Regions from separate parts of the Mus musculus genome. Here region 1 is linked to region 2. A link is a loop called in an ENCODE intact Hi-C map of the cell type or tissue named here. Cell type or tissue: heart. All regions are shown on one strand. Each heading gives the region's core, and the rest is flanking DNA. Links, peaks and the distances in the headings are about the cores only. Region 1 overlaps Inpp4b (inositol polyphosphate-4-phosphatase, type II). Region 2 overlaps Inpp4b (inositol polyphosphate-4-phosphatase, type II).

Region 1 (17,297 bases), core at 5,245-9,244, 460 kb before region 2:
TCCCTTCAGTCTGAAAGAAGTTATTTATAAAGGTGTAGCTCTATAAAATACATGAAAGAGCAGAAGACAGGGATGAGTTCATCTCTCCTATGATGGGCACTAGGTGGCCCCTTTTATAGGTGTACATCTACATTTAGAGGACTTGTTCGCACAGAAATTTTCTTAGTGAGTTCTGGAATCAGAATGTTATCAATCTGACTTGGTTCAGAGACTCAGCAAGAGAGTGGCTGCCTGATGCTGTGTTAAAGGTAGAGTTAGGAGAGGTTTGGACAAGTGGGTACTGTCAGCTTACTCGGTGTGGGAGGAAATACATTAGCTCATGTTCTTTGGGATATACTCCAGGGAAACATTGACATGAAATCACAGTAATTGATCAGTGCCTCTGGGCTCAGCACATGGGCCTTAAACTCAAACCTGTAGGAGTTGCACTAAGTTAAAATGCTTCTGCAGAAAAATAAAGGAGAGAAAGAAAGAAAGAAGGAAATAAAGGAAGGAAGGAAAAAGGGGGCGTTTTATGAGAGTCCTGTGTATGTGAGAGAATATGTGTCTCTGAGCCTTGTGTATGTTTTGTGGGTTTTTTTTGGGGGGGGGCTCTTTTTCTTCTTCTATTTTTGGTTTTTGTCTTGTCCTATTTTATTTTATTATTTTTCTTTAGATGCCTGTTTTCTAATGAGAGACAGAAGGGGTGTGGATTCAGGTGGGAGGAGGTGGGGGGATATCTTAGGAGTTGAGGAAGGCAAAATGCAATCAGAATACTATGTATGAAAAAACTATTTTCATTAAAAGAAAAAATAGAAAATATAGAATGTTTTTTTTTCTGTGAGTTTCTTTCAATAGTGACTTAAGAGATTGTCCTTGAAAGGTTATGAAACGTGATTGTGATGAGGCTACAAGCTCTGTGTCATTGGGAAACATTTTCTGATTGGTTTTTATCATTCTAAATTGTATTCTCACGGATGAGGTAAACCGGTATTTATTTGTGATAAACTGATGGCCAATAGGGTGTTTGATACGGGGCTCTGTTCTGACAAAGTGAGAACAGCTTGATAAACTGAGTCTTGACCCTCAAAACATATAAAGAATCATCAGTGTTCTGGGCAGAAGGTACTCTTAGAATATTGGCCTCAGCTCCACTCTGAGGATGCAAGTCAATCGAATGACTTTAAATCTTACAAGATTCTTCTGTCAAAATACTATCTGGCCCTAGTACTGTAGACAGGTCAGCCAGCTTTGGTTAGAAGATGATGCAATCACACTTTAGTTTTCTGAAATGCAAAGTGAAATTAAACGCTGGAGAAGCCAGCTATTTGTTCTACAGCATGCAAATGTAAAGTTTCTGATTTCTCTTCTGAAACCTTGCACTGCCTTCTAGTTCCTAGTCAGGCTGGTCCCCACATGGGCAGTGGGTAACATCCAAGGCCTTCAGGCAAAATCCTAGAAGGCATCCATGAAAGACAGGAATACCTGCCAACCCATCTTATCTCTTAGCAACCAAGTAGACATCAGTCTCAGGTAAGCATCCAGCATCTGAAAACACAAAGTCCAAACAGGAGAAAGTTGTAATTAGTAAGGAAAATGCTTACTGAGTATCTGCCATGTTTGCTTTTTCCACTCAGTGGTGCTAATAGTTAGAGAAACAAGTCTCATATGTTTTATAATCTGCATGGAGTCAACGCTTTGTCATTCATACAGCTTTTTCAATTGGAACATGCAATCGCAGGTTCAAAGCATGTATTTTCTATATTCTGTGTTTTTATTCTTTTAAAGTGACTGATTTCTCTCTCTAAAGGCCTAAGGAACTTACTCCAAAAGCCATGTTATTTTGTTCTCTTTTTCTGTATGTTGCTTAGAAATCTCTGCTAGAGAACCCTTAGCAGACACTGATCCCACACATATTTTGATATTCAAACTGTTCAATACACAGTTTCAGCATAAACATTTCTCAATAGATACATCTAAAGAACAATGCTATAACTGAGTTTTTGCACGTTAGATTCATGCAGTCTTTGTGTTTTAAAACCTTAGTTGTAGTATATACCTAAGAACGATACGTGGGTAGTGGGACACTTATAAGGAAGCTCCCAGAGTCTCATTGAAGTCAGGATATCTCAGTTTATCCTCTTTATGTGTTCAATGCTTCATCTGCCAATAAAAATGATTTTAAGATGCGTATGGCAAGGCTGGAGAGAAGGCTCAGCCCTTTCCGAGGATTTAGGTTTGATTCCCAGCATCTACATTGGTCAGCTCACAAGGGCTTTTAATTCCTGTCCCAGGGGATCTAAAGCCCTCTTATGACCTTCCTCAGATACCTAGATACACATGGTTCACATAAAACCCATACATGCACACATACATATACACACATAAAAGACATGCTGTGATGTTTTATGGATTGTGACTAAACCCCAGACTAATCAGTCTGTGACTGTTGAAGGACTTGTCTTTTATCCAAGGCACTCTGGGGGCTCACATCTTCTACCCTGTGAGTATCTTAGTATAGTCAATCTGCACAAGGCCTATGGACTGCGGTGTGGAATCTTGAGTTTACATCTTTCCAGTTGTTTCTGTAATTTTGCTGACCCGTGGGTATCATCACAGCACAGTGCAGCACTCTTAAGTAATATTTTCCAAACTTGTTTTTGAGGCATATTTGGAGTAAGTCTGCTCTGCACTATGCAGCTATTGTTGCTACGATCCCTGATGATATGTTGGGGACCATGCAGAGAGGTAATTGAGTGAGTAAAGGAGATTGTGAGTTTCTCAAATCATAGGGCTTTGATGGAATTTCCTTTGGGAATTATTTAAATTAATAATTTTCATGGGGATGGAGATAACACTTTAAAAGGGAGTTTTGTCTATCATTTATCTATCAATTATCTATTCATCTATTTACCATCTGAGTATCTAAACGATCATAAGTCTGCTTACCTATCAATGTCCATTTATCTATGTATCCATCTCTCTCTGTCTATCTATCTATCTATCTATCTATCTATCTATCTATCTATCTATCTATCTATCTATCTATCTATCTATCTATGTATCCATCTATCCACTCACTTGGCTTTTTATTTTCAACAAAGCTATTTGTCAGGCTTAACAGTGAAATTATTCAATGGTTCTCTCTGATGTTTTCCAATGTTAGGGATGTTGTGCTGGACATGCAGGCTGTGTTAAAGCCATGTTGATATTACATCACTGAAGTGACAGTAGCAACGGTAAACTTCTTCCAAGGTACAAAAGGAAATGGAATGAAAACTTCTAGACACTGTTTATATATTTATATATTATGTGTTAATTTAAAATATCACAGAAAGAAAGTGACATTTTTTTATTTCTCAAAAGAGTGAGTTTTTAAAGGTTAAGTGGTTGTAGTTTAAAGAGAACTTTCAGAATTATTCACTATGAAAATTCTATCTGAATGAAAGCTAGAAACACCTTTCACGGTGAGACTAGTACCTTGAACCTGAAGCTCTCTGGATTCAATCCCATCACTGTGACAAATGAATTGCTTTAGTTTGGCTTTCTATTGTTTCCGTGAAACACAATGACCAAAAGAGCAAGTTGGGGAGAAAAGGGTTTATTTGACTTACACTTCTGTATTTCTGTTCACCATAAAAGAAAGTCAGGACAGGAACTTAAACAGGACAGGAACCTGGAGGCAGGAGCTGATGCAGAGGCCATGGAGGGGTGCTGTATTTTGGTTTGCTTCCCATAGCTTGTTCAACCTGCTTTCTTATAGAACCCACAACTACTAGCCCTGGGGTGACACTAATCACAATGGGCTGTGCCCTCTCCCAAAAATCACTAACTAAGGAAATGCTCTACAGATTTATGTATAGTCTGATCCTATGGAGGCATTTTTTTTTGTCTCAATTAAGGTTTCCTCCTTTCAGAGAATTCTAGCTTGGGTCTAGTTAACATAAAGCAATTCAGCATATGAAAAACAAAAATGAAATACAACAACAACAAAAAACCCTCAAGCAACAGCGACAATGAAAATCTAACACCCATCCAACTATATATAGCTATATCCTACTGATAGCTTTTTGAGATGAAAATGTAGGTCCCCAGTAAAGCACTTGTCTAGATTGAGGAAGACCTTGGGAAGTCTCCAGTACCATACAATGAACTAACTAGCTAGAATTTTTATTTACTGTTACAGTGGTGGTCTTGAGTAGGCATGATACATTCCCAGAATTTGAGAGGCTGAGGCAGGAAGACTGCCCTTCTAGAATATTACACTAAACACACATCCTCCCAGGCTGTCTAAGTCCTCCACAGAGAACTTGTTCTTAGAATTTTCAATGTAGTTCTTGTTTAATCATTGTTGGTTGCTCTACCAGACAAAAGCCAAGAGGGGTGACCCGTTGACTAAGCTTTCTAGTACCTAAAAAGTCACTTAACCTGAGGGAAGCAAAGGAAAACTGAGAATCAGTGGCATGTTAACCCAAGGTTATAACCTGTGAGCTTGAGCTGAGACTTCAGCAGTTTTCAAGGAAGCATTAAAATCTCATTTATAATTATTTAATATCATCCAATGCTGTTCCAAACACTTTTGTATCACAGACTCCCTAGATGTGTCTTGCTTACAGATAAATATTTTTAAAAGCATTTTTGAGAGTTTACAAAATTTTATTGAAAATATTTTTGTAAGCTTTAGGTGTGTGTGTGTGTGTGTGTGTGTGTGTGTGTGTGTGTGTGTATAAATACACTCAGTTCTAAATATGAAGATCAGAAGCCAGTGTCTATTATCCTGTCTTTCTCTGAGTATTCCTTTAAGGGAGAGTGCCTCTTGAACCTAACACTGCCGTTCTCTGGGCTAGGCTGAAGCCACCAAGCTCCCACTGTCTCCTCTGCTTTTGGAGTTGAGGTTCCAGGGACAATGGTCTTGGCAAGTGTGTGCTGAGACCTGAACTCTGGTCCTGTGTTTGCTCCTAAGCACTCACTCAGCCATCTCTCTAGCATCCATTATAAAATACATTACTAGGTGAAGCACAGTACAAAAATGTCAGTTTTATGTGATATTGTACACCTGTAATCCCAGCGCTCAGGAGATGGAGGAAGGAAGATCTGGAGGAGCTCAAGGCTGTCCTTGGCTACACAGTTGGTCCAAGGTCCCTGTGGATAACAGGGAATTCTGTCAAAAAAGAAACAAATGAACAAACATATGCCCACCTTAGCTGGTGACATAGGCCAGTGGTAGAACACCCTGCCTAGCATAGGAAAAGCCATGGATTCAATTCCAACTGCCACATACACACACACCACCTTAAAACACACCTTTTCCTCTCTTCATTAACAAAATCTAAAGATTTTTATATTTACTCATCTGCTTGGATGTGTCTTAATAAGACAGGTTGCTTTTAATGGTATCTGTGATTTCCTCTGTTTCAATAGATTTTTTTTCTTTCTGCTGAAATCTTAAGGTTAAATATGTTTCCTCATTGTCCTCTGGTAAAGTTGTTTTAAAATACAGCATTCCCTCCTCAGATAGCTGTTCAAGGGAGGCTGGCATTATAGACACTCACCACCAGGTGGCAGTATGCAGCTCTTAGGCCATCTTCACTGCATCCATTTTTAAAGTTTTTCTTTTAAGCTATTTATTTTTATTGTGGGAGTTAACTGAGTTAAAACCCACAAGCACATAAACCTTAGAATTGTATCTGGGAGATCTGTTATTTGAAATACTTTAAAGATTTGATTTAGCATACGCTGCTTTTATGTGAAGTCTGCATACCTGGAGAACTCTTCGGAATTAATTGCCAGAATTTTGCTTATGACTGGGCAAGTGAGAAGGAAAGGAAAAATTAAATGAGCATGACAAAAATAAAGACATATGGTCAATCCAAAAACAGACATTGTGGCACCCATTATATACACACATTTGAATCTTAACCCTTTCACAACACACTCTGACTTTTTTCCTAGGAAACACAGACTATCATTGCTTCCCCTGAGCCTCCTCCCTGTAGTACCTCATCAGTGCAACAAACAAACAAACAAACAAACAAACTTTACAAGTGAGTAGACCATAGTGGTATATGTCTTTAATTCCATCACTAAGAAAATAGAGATGAGAGGATAATAAGTTAGCATTCATCCCTGGATACACAGCAAGGACCTTCCTTAAAATAAAAAAACCACACAAATGAAAAGCAACACTACCAACAAAGCAACAGGAAGGAAGGAAGGAAGGAAGGAAGGAAGGAAGGAAGGAAGGAAGGAAGGAAGGAAGGGAGAAAGGAAGGGAGGAAGGGAGGAAGGAAGAAAGGGAGAGAGGAAGGGAGGAAGGAAGGAAGGGAGGAAGGGAGGAAGGGAGGAAGGGAGGAAGGGAGGAAGGGAGGAAGGGAGGAAGGGAGGAAGGGAGGAAGGAAGGGAGGAAGGAAGGAAGGGGGAAAAGAAGGAAGAATAAATTACAATGTTAATGCTTCCATTATTCCCAAACACACTCTGTGTTATGATGGTAAGAGAGCAAACTAGACCAACCCTGCTGTACTTATGGTTTATTGGTGTTTATGCAGGTAAGAGTTACTGAAAGTATTTCTTTTGTTAACCTGATGGTAGACTTGACTCTATGTAGGTGAATGATTAAATTATGAGTCATAACAGATGCAATCAGTTCATTCATAAGTGCAGCAGGATGGAGCAACTGCATCGTCTCCCTTTCTGGATGATCTGCTTTTCAATCACGTTCGCTGCATTGTAGGAATGGAGATCAAGGGGAATAATCATCAACCAAAGCTGCTAATTATGAGATGCATTAATAAAAATATTTTATTATATGTAAAAGTTCAAAGGTCATACGCCTAGTTCACTGGACTCCTGTCTACCCCATAAGCCCAATCTATAGTTGTCCATTCAGGACGAGTGAATTCTTGTCTTCCCTGTAGCCAGATACTATAGATGTTCAGTAAGGACCATTTTAACTTCATCTCTAGTCTCCTGCACTTTCTAGCCTCTTTGGAGTGTGGGAACAAATTATAGAAATTATATCCAAGGAAGTATAGCTATAAAATAGTTCTTTACAAATGATTCCTTGCCTGGGATGTGCTCCCATTTTTTCTCCCTTTATTTGGTTATGTGTGTCTCCTTCGTATCTTATGCAACAGTGAGAGAGGAATGCTGATGCTGGGATAGTGGATCGGAACATAATGGAGACATTCTACCCTATTTGACTTCTCTATTTTTTCCACTCATTTATTTTCCTGATTAAAAGTGTGGTAAGGCTCCATTAACATAAATAATGGACAAGTGAGGTCTAAAGAGGCAGAAAACATCACCCAAATCAACATTGTTAGCATTTTATCGTTCTTTCTATAATTTTCTATGATTCTCTTATAATGATTATAGTCTATTTGTGGGTGTTTCTTTTGTTTGTTTTTAATTTAAAATTCTCTCCTTCAAGCTAGCTTAGATACTGATTGACACTTGTTATCTGCAAGGTACTCTGCTAGGCTATGTTCTGGTCATAGCAGTGAGTAACAAAGATGGCCACTTTCCCCAGGTTGTCAAACACATCAAGCTGAAAAAAACATGAATGTAGAAGTCAAGGAGTGGCTCACTAGGTCAGGGTGCTTGATGTACAACACCGAGGACTGACTGATTTGTATGCCTGGAGCCCATATACAAGCTACATAGAGCAAATGTCTACAGTCCCAACACTACTGGGGAGATGGGAGGCAGAGACTGAATCCCTGGACACCCTGGTCCAGCTAGCCTGGCATACACAGCAGAAAAGTTACCATATGACCCTGCCTCCAAAATGGTGGAAGGTGAGGGCAGACACTCTAGGCCATCCTCTAATCTCACATGTACATTGTGGCATGCATCAGCATCAGCACATATGAATACACATCACACACACACACACACACACACACACACACACACACACACACACACACACAAGTGTGTGTGTGTGGAACAGGGGAGATAGAGATCAGGGAATTATTATATAGTCATAGAAATTCTTAGATTTTAGATTATTGGCAATGATTTTGTTGTCATCAAATTGTGGCAAATATTTTCTATTTGATCTTATTTTGTATTATTCTAGGGGCAATTCCTAGAAACAGCATACTGAATAAAGAATGTGAAACTTTTTAAAAGCCCTCACACTATCAAATTGTTTCCCAGAAGGCTTCCATTTATTTGCTTTGTTTATTTGCATCGTCACAAGAAGACCGGTTATCATTTCACCAGCAGTAATGATATTAAAAATGTGTTAGTTCTAAAGGTGAGGATGGATTTAACAAGGGAAGCCAGGACTGACATCCTCTAGAAGCTGTTCATAGCACAAGTCCTATTGTCAGTGTCCATGTTATACACCCTCTGTGTGATAGCTACAGAGGGTGGTGGTCTTATGATTCAACTGTTGTTGTTTTTAATTTACTGCTGGGAACTGAATCAGGGCATCATATGTATTATTCTTTCATGAAGATTTATTCCTAGAGCCCCTCTCCCATTTTAAAAGTTAGGAAATGTTCTTTGGAGGATGTTAACTCACCTACCCAAGAATGGATGTATGACTAAAGTTGATTCTAGTTTGAGATCTAGACTTTAGAATTTGGAAGATGGCTCATTGACCAAAATGCTTGTTGAGCAAGCATGAATACCTGAGTTTGGATCCCCAGGACCCATATCAAAACTCAGAGAGGGGTCTGGGCTCACACCTGTAGCTCTAGCACGTATGGGTAGGGGACATAGTCAGGGGTAGTCTGCTGCTCCTTGGCAAGCCAGCAGAACCAAAATGAAAAGCTCTGGGTTTCCCAAGACCCCATTTCAAAGACTAACGTGGCCTCTACATGTACATGCATGGGTGAGCAGACTTGCACACATAGGTACATATACATGCACAGAAAATACACATGCACACACAAAATGAAATATAATCTAGGCTTTTATGTGACATATTTCTTTTCCAAGGCTCTGCTGAGTGAGATTGAATATTGTGTAGCTGTTATTTTCATTTGCATGTTATAATGTGATGCTAATTCACGTGTTTAGTGTGACTGTACATTGAGACCCTGAATTTCTTTTCACCAAACTGTTTTTTTTTCATAGAGTGATATTGGACTTTGGCCAATTATGTTACTTGCATCTTCTTTGTGTATATCAGTTGAAAATATGGTTGTGGTTAAACTGAATATCTTGTTTTTCCCATGGTGTTTTTGTGAACGAAACTGTATTTTTTCCAAACCAACAAAGAAGTTTCTGATTTGCCTAAGTTGATTTAAAATTATTCATATCTAGTTAGTAAATGCTTTTGTCTCTCACATAGTCAACATTTTCCAGGTAATATGAACTATGCAACCCGTTGAAATTCCTCTAAAATGGGTTTTTTTTTTATCATGGTAGTCTTTAAATATGACTTATTCTCCATTTGGTCTTGCTTTTATCGATGGTACCAAACATCCCCTTAGTCTGCAAGTGCACACATGCAGACACTCCCTTAGTTCGCAGGTGCACATATGCAGACACTCCCTTAGTCCGCAGGTGCACACATGCAGACGCTCCCTTAGTCCACAGGTGTACACATGCAGACACTCCCTTAGTCCACAGGTGCACACACATGCAAAAGCTCCCACATTTGCCTTTAGTGGACTTTCAGTTCCCCTATACTTATTTTACTCTAGTGGCTTTTTCAGTTCCTTTACGAATACAACCCAGCATTGAATGATTTTTATATCTTTATGTCCTGTACATCTGAGACCTCATTTTTTTTTAGTACTTTTCTTCCTCCTGTTCAATGTCCGTAAGACACTTCCATTGATCTTTCTTCCAAATTAATTTTAGAATAATTTTGTAATCCAATATACTTTAAGATTTTAATTGAGTCTTATTGAATGGATAAATGGGATTAAGGAGAATTGGCACCGTTTAAAGATTCAGTCTTATCTAAATCTCACTGACAGTCTGATTTTGGCAACTCTTCCTGCTGTGTCTAAGGACAGAGGGCAGACAGCATCCATTCGCCTGAGTGTTTTCTCGTTTTATGCTCCACTTTCAGAACTACCAAGACATCAGGCATTGTGATCGTGACCTGTGATCTTGGCTTGTGCTCTCTACTAGCTTAAAATCAAATGAGATTAGCCATTTTGAGCTATTTATTCTCATTGCGTTTTTAGTGGTATTGTATATCCCTGGCTCACAGTACTGGAGGATATTAGGGACAGAGTTAAAGGAAACCTGAAGGCTACAACCTTGAGTTCAACATATATTTATTTTAAACTATTTTACTTTAAACTACTGTACATTCAGTACATATACTTAAATGATAATATCAATCATAGGCCAATTTTTTAAATGGGATAACTAATTAGGTCTTACAATACAGCCCAAAAATATATACAATTTTGTCTAACAACAACATAAATTGCAACAGATATTGTTTAGGGGAGATTTTATTTCTTGTATTAAATCTGACAAAATTACCTGTAAGATAATCAACTCTGGCTAGTTGCAAATGTGTGGTGGGGTTGGTTGTCTTGCCTGGGGCTATAATTTTTGTGTCCACTAGCTATAGTGTTTCTAAAAACAAAAATTACTCAGAAATATTTCCAACTTGTTTAAGTGTTACTCAAGTGCTCCTTACTGTCTATTCCAGCACAGATCCTTTGACCTTGGAGTAGAAAATCACTTGCATATTCAAATCACACACGGAGGAAAGCCTTTGTTTTCTCACCAGGAAACATCCCCATTTTCTTTCTCTCTGATTAGAGGACTCCATCTGCTTGGGCTAGTCTCAGGCAAGAACTTTTTCCAAGGGCTCTTCATGCCTGTATCATACCTACACCTGTAGTCACATTATTCAAGGACAGCTGCTCTGTGAGATGGGGATTGTTTAGGGAGCTGCTATTCTGAGTTATGAACTTTGGCGCTGTGCAAGAATCAGGTTTATCCTTTATATGCCTCAGTACAGGGGAACGCCAGGGCCAAGAAGTGGGAGTGGGAGGGTGGGGGAGTGGGTGGGGGACTTTTGGGATAGCATTGGAAATGTAACTGAAATAAATACCTAATTAAAAAAATAAAAGAAAAGAAAAAGAATCAGGTTTATCTGTCTGTTTATAACTGCAACAGCTTCTGCACAGGTGGGTTGCCTGGTCAGGATCTACCAACATCCATGGGCTAGGTCATTGAACCTAGCACCAGGTGAAGCCAAGTGAATGGTTTCTAACTGGCTTCTAATCATTTTCTGTTTTCTGCATTCTCTTTTGAATTCTTTTATTGTGTGTTTGAAGCAGAGAAGAAAATCCTCCCAAAGCCTCAGGGGAGTTTCTCTCCCACTTGTCTAACATTCTCTGGCAGAAAGTCTTGGTGATGTGATGCTGAGAAGAATGTGCAAGAAGAACCGAGGATGCTCTCAACCAAAGATATCACACTAGTGTTTTAAATCACATGTTTATTTGGGTTCTCATGTACAAAGAGCAAGGTAGCTAGTTAAACAATCTGAATCAGTGAGTTTGGGGCTCAAGGGAGAGACCCTGCCTCCTTATATACAGTTGAGAGCAAACAAGGAAGACACCCAATGTCAACCTACGGCCTCCCCAAGCCTCGACCCCACACATGCATCTACATGTGCATGCATTACACATACACATACATGTAAAGAAAAAGAAAAAAGATAAACTCATATTGATACGTGTTTTTTCTAGCATACTAGTCCACAAATATTATTTAGAATAAAGCTGGTAAACACTTAGTAAAAATTCAGTCTCAGTTCAGCAGGACTTAACTATGAGTCTATTTCCACATTCTATTTTCTGATGAACAGCAGATTGATTCACTAGGCTCTGAGGTGCCCCAGTGTTAAAGGCAGGAGGGACACAGACAAATGGTATTGTTGGGTAACAACTCCCCAAACACTTTTGAAAAGTGCAGGGAGAGTGGTAGGCTGTAGTCTTTCAACAGTCTCCTGTGGTCAGGTGAAAAGAGCTTTATGGAGACAGGGTAGTGCTACTGGAACATCCTATGAATAACAATCACTCTAGAGAAGTCATGCTGGCCTTGTCGTCCTTTGCTGTCAGAAACTGGGTATTTTTATTTATGTACTTACACTAATTTATTCATCATTTATTCCCTGTATACTTAAAAAAAATGACCTGAGATGGCTTGTGGTAAAACCACAAATAAAGACAGCAAGGTTTTACAGCATTTCAGTAATAACATCAAAAACATATTTTAGAACTTAGCTAAACCTAGATGGCATTCAAATTAAATTTATGATATGAGTAATAGTGTAGTAGATGACTCTCCTCTCTGGGCAGAAAAATATGATGGGGTATTCAGAAACATTCCCTAGATTCCCATGATTTTTGATAAGAAGGAGGCAATTCTTTAAGTTATTACTTGATATCATAAAGTTTCTGCAGGCAAGCAGTATGGGCTATTAAGGTGAAGCCTGATGCAGAGAAGCTCCATGGGCAAATCCTATCAAGAACAACGGCTTGCTTTGACACACATGTTTTTAATCCTGGTGCAGCACATAGGACAACTTTTTTTCAGTCCAGGACCTGTGTTTATGGGATTATCACACTCATATCCAGTTCATCTCTGGAAAAACCCTCACAGAAGTACCCAAAGGTGCCTTGGTAATGCCCTGGGTATACCTTTAGCCAATCCAATTCAATGCTGAAATTAAATATCACACTTTTCATTCCTTTATTTGGAGTCTGTATTTGCTTTTGGTGCATTTACTTTGAGTTTCAGGTAATCATTGGGTCTCATGCCCAGTAGGACTCATTGTACACAATAGTCTTAATATAGTTTTGATAAGTGAATGATCAATACAGTAGGGTTTTTTTTTTTTATACAGTAAGTCAAGGAAAATCACACAGCTGGTCTCACAATAGAGATAAAGATCTAGATAAACTTGACTTAGTAGTAAATTCTTACTATTTCCAGGAGAATTTGGCACTGGAAGAGTCTATGTGTGCATGTGTACACTCCATCATGTGTATGGGTTTACAGAAGCTGGAGAGAGAAAGAATAGCAGCAATGGGAAAAGGGCAATAGCACTTGATCAAAGCCTACCTTATGTCATCAGGCATTTTAGTTAGCACATTGCTCTGAGTATACTCTGATTTCCTACAGGACTTTCATTGCCCGAGCATCAGAGCCTGGGCAAGGTTGTAAAATTCTCATCACATGTTGGCAGTGAACTTTGACAAAAACTTGCAAGGTATTTGCATAAAAGTGGTAGGACCAAATCTTGTTTTGGTGTAGATGAGCAATTTGGAGGGTTCTTCATCTCTTTTGTAGCAGTCATGAGAAAGAACAATAGAAAGATGAGATACACAGAAGGAAAAGGATGTATATTCATGAAGACACACAAAACAGTTCATTTTGATGAAAATAATATCAACTTGTGTTGGTTTGACATCCCGAGTCACATACTGATTCTTCTCCTCCCCACAGTTGTGTGATTCAAGTATTGTTGCCCTCGCCTTTCAGGGGAGAGGCTTGACACACAGAGAGTAGCTTGTCGTGTTCCAGGTGCAGACTAAGGAACTGGTAGATGGAGGCTTCTGGGAAAATTCCAGTTGTCCAGCAGCAGAAGTGTGTACAAAGTTCAGAGTTCAGTGTTCAGTCTTCTTCAGTGAACTTCTATCATTGGGAAAGAAAGTACTTACCCACTACTCTCACCTCCCCCGAGGCTTGAAGCCAGGGTGGCAGGAAGTAGGGAAGGCTTTGTCTGTTCGTGAACTGACAGTGTGACTGTTCCCGTCTGAGAGGGAGTCTGGCTAAAACCATGCTCATCTGTAGGATTATCGCTTTACTTAAGGTTGTGAAAATGCTTGTTGAAGTTTGACTGGAATCACTCTGCCAAGGACACACCTGATTTCTGGAGATTCTGGTGATTATGAGCATAAAAATTGTCCAGCAGTTGGAAGCCTTTAATCATTCACTTTGTTCGTTCTAGGCCAAATTTTGTTTCATGGCCTAAAAAGCCATCATAGTTGAAGGAAACATCTGCTATGCTGTCCACTAGAGCTTTGGAAACCAATCTGCTTTATTTACACGCTCATTTTATGAGCATTGGGCACGCTTAAGAACTCGATGAGTTGCTGAATTTTCAGCTCCAAACATTCCACATAAGTAGAAATAAATGTTAACTTCCATAAAAGGCACTGGCTAAAGCTCTCTATTGAGGTTGGTGGCTAAATTCAGAACAGCCACTGTATGTTCTGTGTTGTCTTCCCCTCCTGCTGTCTTAGAAGATACATATTGGGCACAAAATATATTTTAGTTTTAAGAAGGCTTTGTTTACTCCAGATGGCACCAGTGCTGTTAAGGATTTATTTGTGCTGCGGTTACTTATAGTGCAGATACCGTGGGAACTCAGCTACACTGCAAGAACAATGTATTTGGAAAAAACGAGCAACCTCAGGTGGCAAGTCTTCATTAGGATAAGCATGGGCCAATCGATCCTATGAGGGATCCTCCATCTTCCAAGGGAAGGCAGTTGTGAACTTGTATTGCATGACCGTTGCAGATCTGTTTACTGAGCTCACTAGTGAGGTTCATTTGCAGATCCTTCAACACAGATGCTTAATCTTGGGAGGAAAAAAAAAAGCTTTCTGGAAACATAAGAAGAATTTGAATTTTCCTTATCATCATTCATTGAAAACACAGGGGAATGTGTATGTACATGTCCTCTGAATTAATGGACAGGAAGACTCTCCCTTCACCCTAATCAATCCTTGAAGAAGATATTTGCAAAGAAATCACCGAAGTTGCCCCCTGTGGGGAGATTAATGTTTTAATGTGCAAAAGCAGACAATTCGCAATTCCTTTGCTCTGTGGCACTCTGAGCTGTGCAACTTACTGCCTCACCCCCACCCTATAGCTGCCTTCCAATAACTTTTGAAGAGTCAAATGGGGCAGAGCAGCAAGTGTAAGGCCCTATCTGGCCCAGACTCCAGGATTCAGTCTGCTGCATGAAACTAGAAGACAATGGGACCACTGTCTGCTGGTGAATACCTACCAGGAGTATTGACGGCTTCTGCCTATCCCAGTGTTGTCTTGGACTTGCTACTTGACTCACCAGCACTGAAGCTGGGAAAAGGAAAAATGGCATGAAGGAGGGCTGCATCTTTGGAAGCTCTCATTTGTTTAATTCTGAAATAAACATAGAAATGAAAAGAAATGGTACCTTTAATAAGTTCTCACCTGCTCAATTTCACTCAAGCTTCTTGTCATCATTCTTTGGTCCTCTTCCAGACTGAACTAAATCTGGACATTTGCTCTCAACTGCAATTCTGCCTGAAGCCTGAAGGACATCTGGTGGGCACTTTCTTCATCCTGCCTTGCTTCCTTCCTTCCTTCCTCTTTCCTATCCTTCTGCTGGTAAACATACTCAATATTTTCACTTATTCAAATGAATAAAACTCCCTTTCCCTCCTTTCTGTCCTCTGGCTACCTCCTTCCTCTTCCACAGAAGAGAACTAAGAACCAAGGCAGGAGTGTTCAAGATTTCCCACAGCTCTCATTTAAGTGTAGTCTAGCCTCCATCTCTATAGCTCCAGTGAAGGCAATCATGGTAACTGAAAAGGAGACTTTGTATATTTTAGGTATTTCTGTTTTTAATTTTACTTGATCATTTGGCAGTGTCAGAGACAGTTTTAACTCTTTTTTAAAAAAAATATTTTCTTGAATTTCTTGATACTGAATTCTTCCTAAACTTTAATTTTTGAATATAAAATACATGTACTGCATTATATAAGAAAAACTGAGCATGTCTATGCCTCTCCATATGCCTCTATTGTTCTGTGATTTGAATGATGTTAATCATTGGGTCAATCTGCGTAGATCAGACATGTCTAGCTTTTTATTTTTGTAGGCATCTCATAAATATTTAACCTTATGAGTTGTGACTAATTCACAGCCTCCTGTTAGAGACTCTTTACCAATGTCTGCCTAAAGTTTAGTGTAGAATCTACTCTATAGGGAGAGGACAATTTGTAATAATTGCATGGATGGGTGATCATAAGGCATCCATATAGAGTCTGATTGGTTTGTTGAACTATGAATGGGAGGGGGTTGGAAAAGACATAGAATCAGAAGTTCCAAATGATTTCACTTTATGTCAGCTTTCTGAGAGTATTGAATCTCCTCCTGGGAGCTATATTTTGACTTTTGACTTGTCTATACCTCCATACTGTAGAAAAGCTTAAGTGTTTTTGCTGTTTACTTTAACATTATATATCTGTGATAAGTGTGGTTCGGAGCTCTCAGCAGCCCCAGAAGTGATGGAGGTATTTTATTCTGTGAGCAAGATATTATTGAATCTCTTTTAGTAGATTTTGGCGGATTATTGTTGGCTTCCTCCCGCCCCCCCCCCCAATTAACCTTAGGACCTTTTAGTTTATGAGTGGATGGCTGGTTTTGAAGACTCTGTTTCAAGTGAAACAGATAAAATAAAATTAACTTCTGCTAATATTCAGAGCATGCAGCACCTTGACTACACAGAAGAGCAGCTTGAGCCAGTACAGCATGACTCAGATGCCAGCAGCACAGGCTTGGCTGGGAAATTCTTCCCACAAAGAACGGTTTGAGAGAACAAGTCATTGCTGAGGAGAGACAAACAAGTGATGCTAAGAAGCCCTGGCTTTGCCAAATGAGAGGCGACAATCCTGGATTGTCAGCATGCCAGGGTCTGATTTGTGCTCCCCAGGCAGATTTTGGATACAGTAGAGGGAGAAAGAGCCTGGGAGGTGATGGAGCAGCAGAAGGCATCAGAGGGCCTGTAGCAAAAGTCAAGATGCTTCAGTCTCAGGATCTGGAACTGAGAGCTATCTCAACAAGACTGCAAACTTCCAGGGCTTTTCAAAAGAAAACGGCTGTTGTACCTAATCTTGGCTATTTTCAAGAATGTGCTCGGTCATTCATTCTCCCTGTGTGCTTGAAGGTGGAGAGCTCTGGAGAGAGTGAATAAGAGACAGGCTTAGCTGGCTGTGAGTTTCTACTGAGAAGTAACATTGTAAAGAACAGTTCCCTGGGAAAGATTCTATAAGCAAGGATCAGGCCACCACAGATCTTTAGTCACTGAGCAATTTCAAATAACTGGAGTGGGAAAAAGTGTTATTTAGTTTTTAGTTTTCTGTTTTTTTTCTTGTGCATGTGATTTAAAATTTACACACAATAATTATACAAGCATCATGCCTTGCTAGAGCACTAAAATTACTTCTCGTATTTGATTATGACATAGTGCTCTCTGCCAACTCCCCCTCCCTCTCTCCTCTCTGCTGTCTCTGGTTCTTGGCAACCACCATTCTACTCTCACCTTGTGTGAC
Region 2 (4,000 bases), core at 1-4,000:
AACCGGGGAAAGTGAGATAGCTCAGTAGGTAATGCACTGGTATACAACCCAGATGACCCACGATCTATCCCTGGGACCTGCATGTCATAAGAAGAAAACCAATGCCTATGGTTTGTCCTCTGTCCTCCACATGCACGGCATGGTATGCACATGCCCACACACATACAAATAAGTAACTAAACAAATAAACAAATGTTTTAAAGAGCTTATAAATGGATAACTGGCCTGTAAACCATATTTCACGTATAGTTTAACCAGAATCCATAAACATTAGTATGGTCTGAAGTGGATTTCCATTATGCCACATAGAAAGCAACACAATAACACATAAAATAAGCCTATAAGCCTAGATCATTTTAATGAAGCCTCTCATTTCAGTTTCCTAATTTGGAAATATAGGTAAATATGTAAACACAATTTAAGATTTTCTTTTGATTGTTGTTCTATCTTCCATAATTCCAAATCTTCTTGTTCAGATGAATTCCTTAAGATAGTTCGAATCCACGATTCTAGATTCTACTCTTCTTCTCTGTCCTTTACCTGAATTGATCTGACCAGTTGATTCCTCAAGTATCCTAAGTACATAAACAAAGTGGAGGACCAGAGAACAGGCTCCTCAGTAAAGAGCAAGCCTTGTAAATCATGGGAACCTTAATTTGATCCCCAGAATACATATAAGAAATGTTAGTGTGGTGTGGTGTGCTTGCACTCTCCAGAGTGGGATATAGAGGCTCAGGAGCACTGTGGGTTATTAGCAGGCCAGTCTATCCTGCTTCAGGGAAGTAAAAAGTCCTGTGAGACATCTCCTGAGCAATGGTATACACTGATGCTCTCTGGCCTCCACATGTACATATGCATATTCACACAGCACACACACATATAGACATGAACACACATCCACACACATGCACACATATACATCCATGCATATACACACATGAACACATATATATCCACACATATACACATATGCACACACATATACATGAATGCACACACATCCACACATATACACATATGCACACATATACATACATGCACACATACCCACACATATACAGATATGCACATACATTCCATATATACACACATGTACACACATCCCCACATATACACATATGTATACACATCCACACATATACACACATGCACACACATGCACGCATGCACACACATGCATACAAATATATAAATAATAATATATGAGAACTCACCAGGTGCAAGACAGAGACAAGGAATCCTGTGTGTGTGTGTGTGTGTGTGTGTGTGTGTGTGTGTGTGTGTGTGAGTGTTTGTGTTTGTTTTGAAAGTCCTGTTCCTTTTTTTTTTTGCAAGGATGCGCTGTGCCTTCCAAATATGTGCCTAATTACCACATAGAATATATGCAAGAAGATATGCAGCTGGCTCAGAAGGACAATGATTTATGCAAGGTGTCTAAGCACCCTATGAGTTGGTAGGTGTAAGAATCAGTGTCCATATTTGCTGAGACCAAACCCCACAGCTCCGAGGGAGCTTGTGGCCCATGGTGAACAACATGTGCTTGTGGCCCATGGTGAACAACATGCCAGAGTACATTTAGCAGATGGGACTTCACTGGTGAGATTTCTATTTGGGTGGTTTGGGGATTTTGAAAAATCAAATGCATCTTTCTTGAATTTTTATATGCTTGCTGTAGCATTTAGGTTTTGTTCTGTGACCTTAGCTACAATACACTAATTAAATCACATAGTAGAGAAATGACTTGACTTATTAAATACAAGTTGATTTGGAAAGAAATTTCATTGACAATAAATTGTTGCAAATAAAGATGCACAGAGCTCTGTACTTAGGGACACATCAGAAACCATATATCAAAGAAAGTGGGATTTTGAGAGTAAGAAAATGCATGCAAAATGATATTCTATGATGTTCACATATCATAATATACTAATTGAGAAAGAATTAGAGCTAGTGTGTTTAAATACCATGGCCAGTTCACCAGAAACACCCAAAGTCTCTCTCTCTCTCTCTCTCTCTCTCTCTCTCTCTCTCTCTCTCTCTCTCTCTTTCTCTCTCTGTGTGTGTGTGTGTGTGTGTGTGTGTGTGTGTGTGTGTGTGTGTGTGTGTGTGTGTGTGTACTAGAGAGAGACAGGGACAGAGAATGGGGGTAATATGGGGTGCTGGTTAGGTATGGTTGCTACATGGAAGGAATGGAGTCTGTGAGCCATAGTTGCTAGATTGACTTCTTAAGGCCACTGAAAGGCCCAGTCCTGCAAACACAGTCCCTACAGTGTCATAACATCTGACCAGTCAGGTCAAACTTCCCCCTCTCTCCCTCCTCCTCTCTCTGCCCTGTCCTTACTTCAGGAACAGGGAGGAGAAGAGCCTGGAGCTCCCCCTAGAGGCTAACACACACTTGCCAATTAGAGATGCTGTATTATATATAGCAATGCTAGTGTTTTCAGCCTTGACAATTTAATGATAAATATGCTACTGTAAGCCCTACTTAATACCCTCAAACTTTTGAAGGATAATGTTAAAATGTTCACAGTTGCACCACATTCATAAAATATTAAAGTATTATGCTTAACATAATTTAGTATTTAGTAGTAGAAGTAGTGGTGTGTGTGTGTGTGTGTGTGTGTGTGTGTGTGTGTGTGTGTGTGTGTGTGTGTGTGTGTGAGCTTGTGGATGCCAGAAGCCAATGTCTAGTGTCTTTACCCCTTTGTGATTTGAAAGTTGCTCACTGAACCTGACGCATATCCATTCTGGCCTCTCATTCTGGCCTCTCAGATGGGTGCGGTTATCTGCCTGTTGGATCTTCTCCACTGGGCTTACAGTCATGAATCCTCACACAGGCATGAGTCCTGGGGATCTGCACTCAGGTCCCCATGCTCCTGTAGCATCTACTTTACCAATGAGCCATCTCTCCTAACTCCACTTTTAAATTATTAGTATGTGTTTTTGGGTAGAGCTCTGAGCATTAGTGATTCAGTGTACAGGGACTCTCTAAAGTGGAGTGATAAAGTTTAATTACCTGAGTGATGGGGAGACACGATGCTATGGATTTCCCAGACAGCACATTCATAACTCAATAGGCTGCTTGTCAGCAAAAGCTGCCATGCACAACTGAGCGCATGACTGCTGTGAGAAACGGCTTCCGGCAGGAAATTCCACTCACCAGTACACAGGGGCACCTTGGAAGCTCTCACTTGCTAACATCTCTCAACGACAGATTGTGATGATATTGGTGTTATAAAATCAGTTTACACTTTCAGAGCCATCTCATTGAAAACGAATAAAGAAGAGAAGCAGAAACATTTGTTTTATTTTGTTTCTTTTTTATCCTCTTTTGATTTCTGTCTATTGTGTGCCATTAGCCCCCAAAAGGAGTTTCAGTATTTAACTAGGATTTTAAATAGGATACCAATTTTCCCACTTATTGGAGTAGGCAAGGTGACTAAGCCTGATAATGCTCTTACCACCAAGCTCAAGAGCCCGAGTTCCACCCCTAGGTCCTACATGGTCAAAGGAGGGAACCAACTCCCATAATTTGTCCTCCAACTTTCATATATGGACCATGATATAAGCATCACTACTACATACATAAACTAAATAAATGTGAAAAAGATATATTGGTGAGTCATAAACATATGGTTGGAAAAATGTATAGTATAGTGTATACATGTGCTAATATATGCACACATGAGATTGTGCATATATTAATTGAATATATTAAAATTTATTTTTAAAATAAAAATTTGTATTCATAACATACAAAACATGTCTTAACATATTCATACAGCATAAGCAATACAAATATAATTGCAACTTTAATTTCCCCCGTGTCAATTCTGATGTTGTGGAAAGAAGAGAAAGGGCTCATGTCTCTGCTTTTACTTTCTTTGGTTGTCTTCCTGTCACTAGTTGCCAAGAGCCACTGAGGAAGTATTTGTGACACTTTCACCAACTTGATTAGGCTTTGACCATTGTCTCCCACTGTGCTGTGCAGGAATTCCTG

Evidence for each region. Peaks named below come from ENCODE experiments on the same cell type or tissue, not always from the same donor. Only the 100,000 strongest peaks of a DNase experiment are listed, where the experiment ranks them.
Region 1: it touches region 2 in a loop (11-fold over the local background); 28 of 42 quality-filtered maps call a loop at or near these places.

What each region holds. Positions count from the first base shown.
Region 1 is chr8:81,344,106-81,361,402 of GRCm38, forward strand. The region is part of intron 1 of Inpp4b (inositol polyphosphate-4-phosphatase, type II); the gene reads left to right. Among named protein-coding and RNA genes, the nearest start is that of Gm51582, 10 kb to the left of the region's middle. In heart, for the core only: no CTCF peak of the experiment used is centred there; no DNase peak of the experiment used is centred there; H3K27me3 peaks cover 62 bases.
Region 2 is chr8:81,804,649-81,808,648 of GRCm38, forward strand. The region is part of intron 7 of Inpp4b (inositol polyphosphate-4-phosphatase, type II); the gene reads left to right. Among named protein-coding and RNA genes, the nearest start is that of Gm25267, 350 kb to the right of the region's middle. In heart, for the core only: a CTCF peak has its summit at 2,384 (motif pointing left); a DNase peak (open chromatin) is centred at 2,303.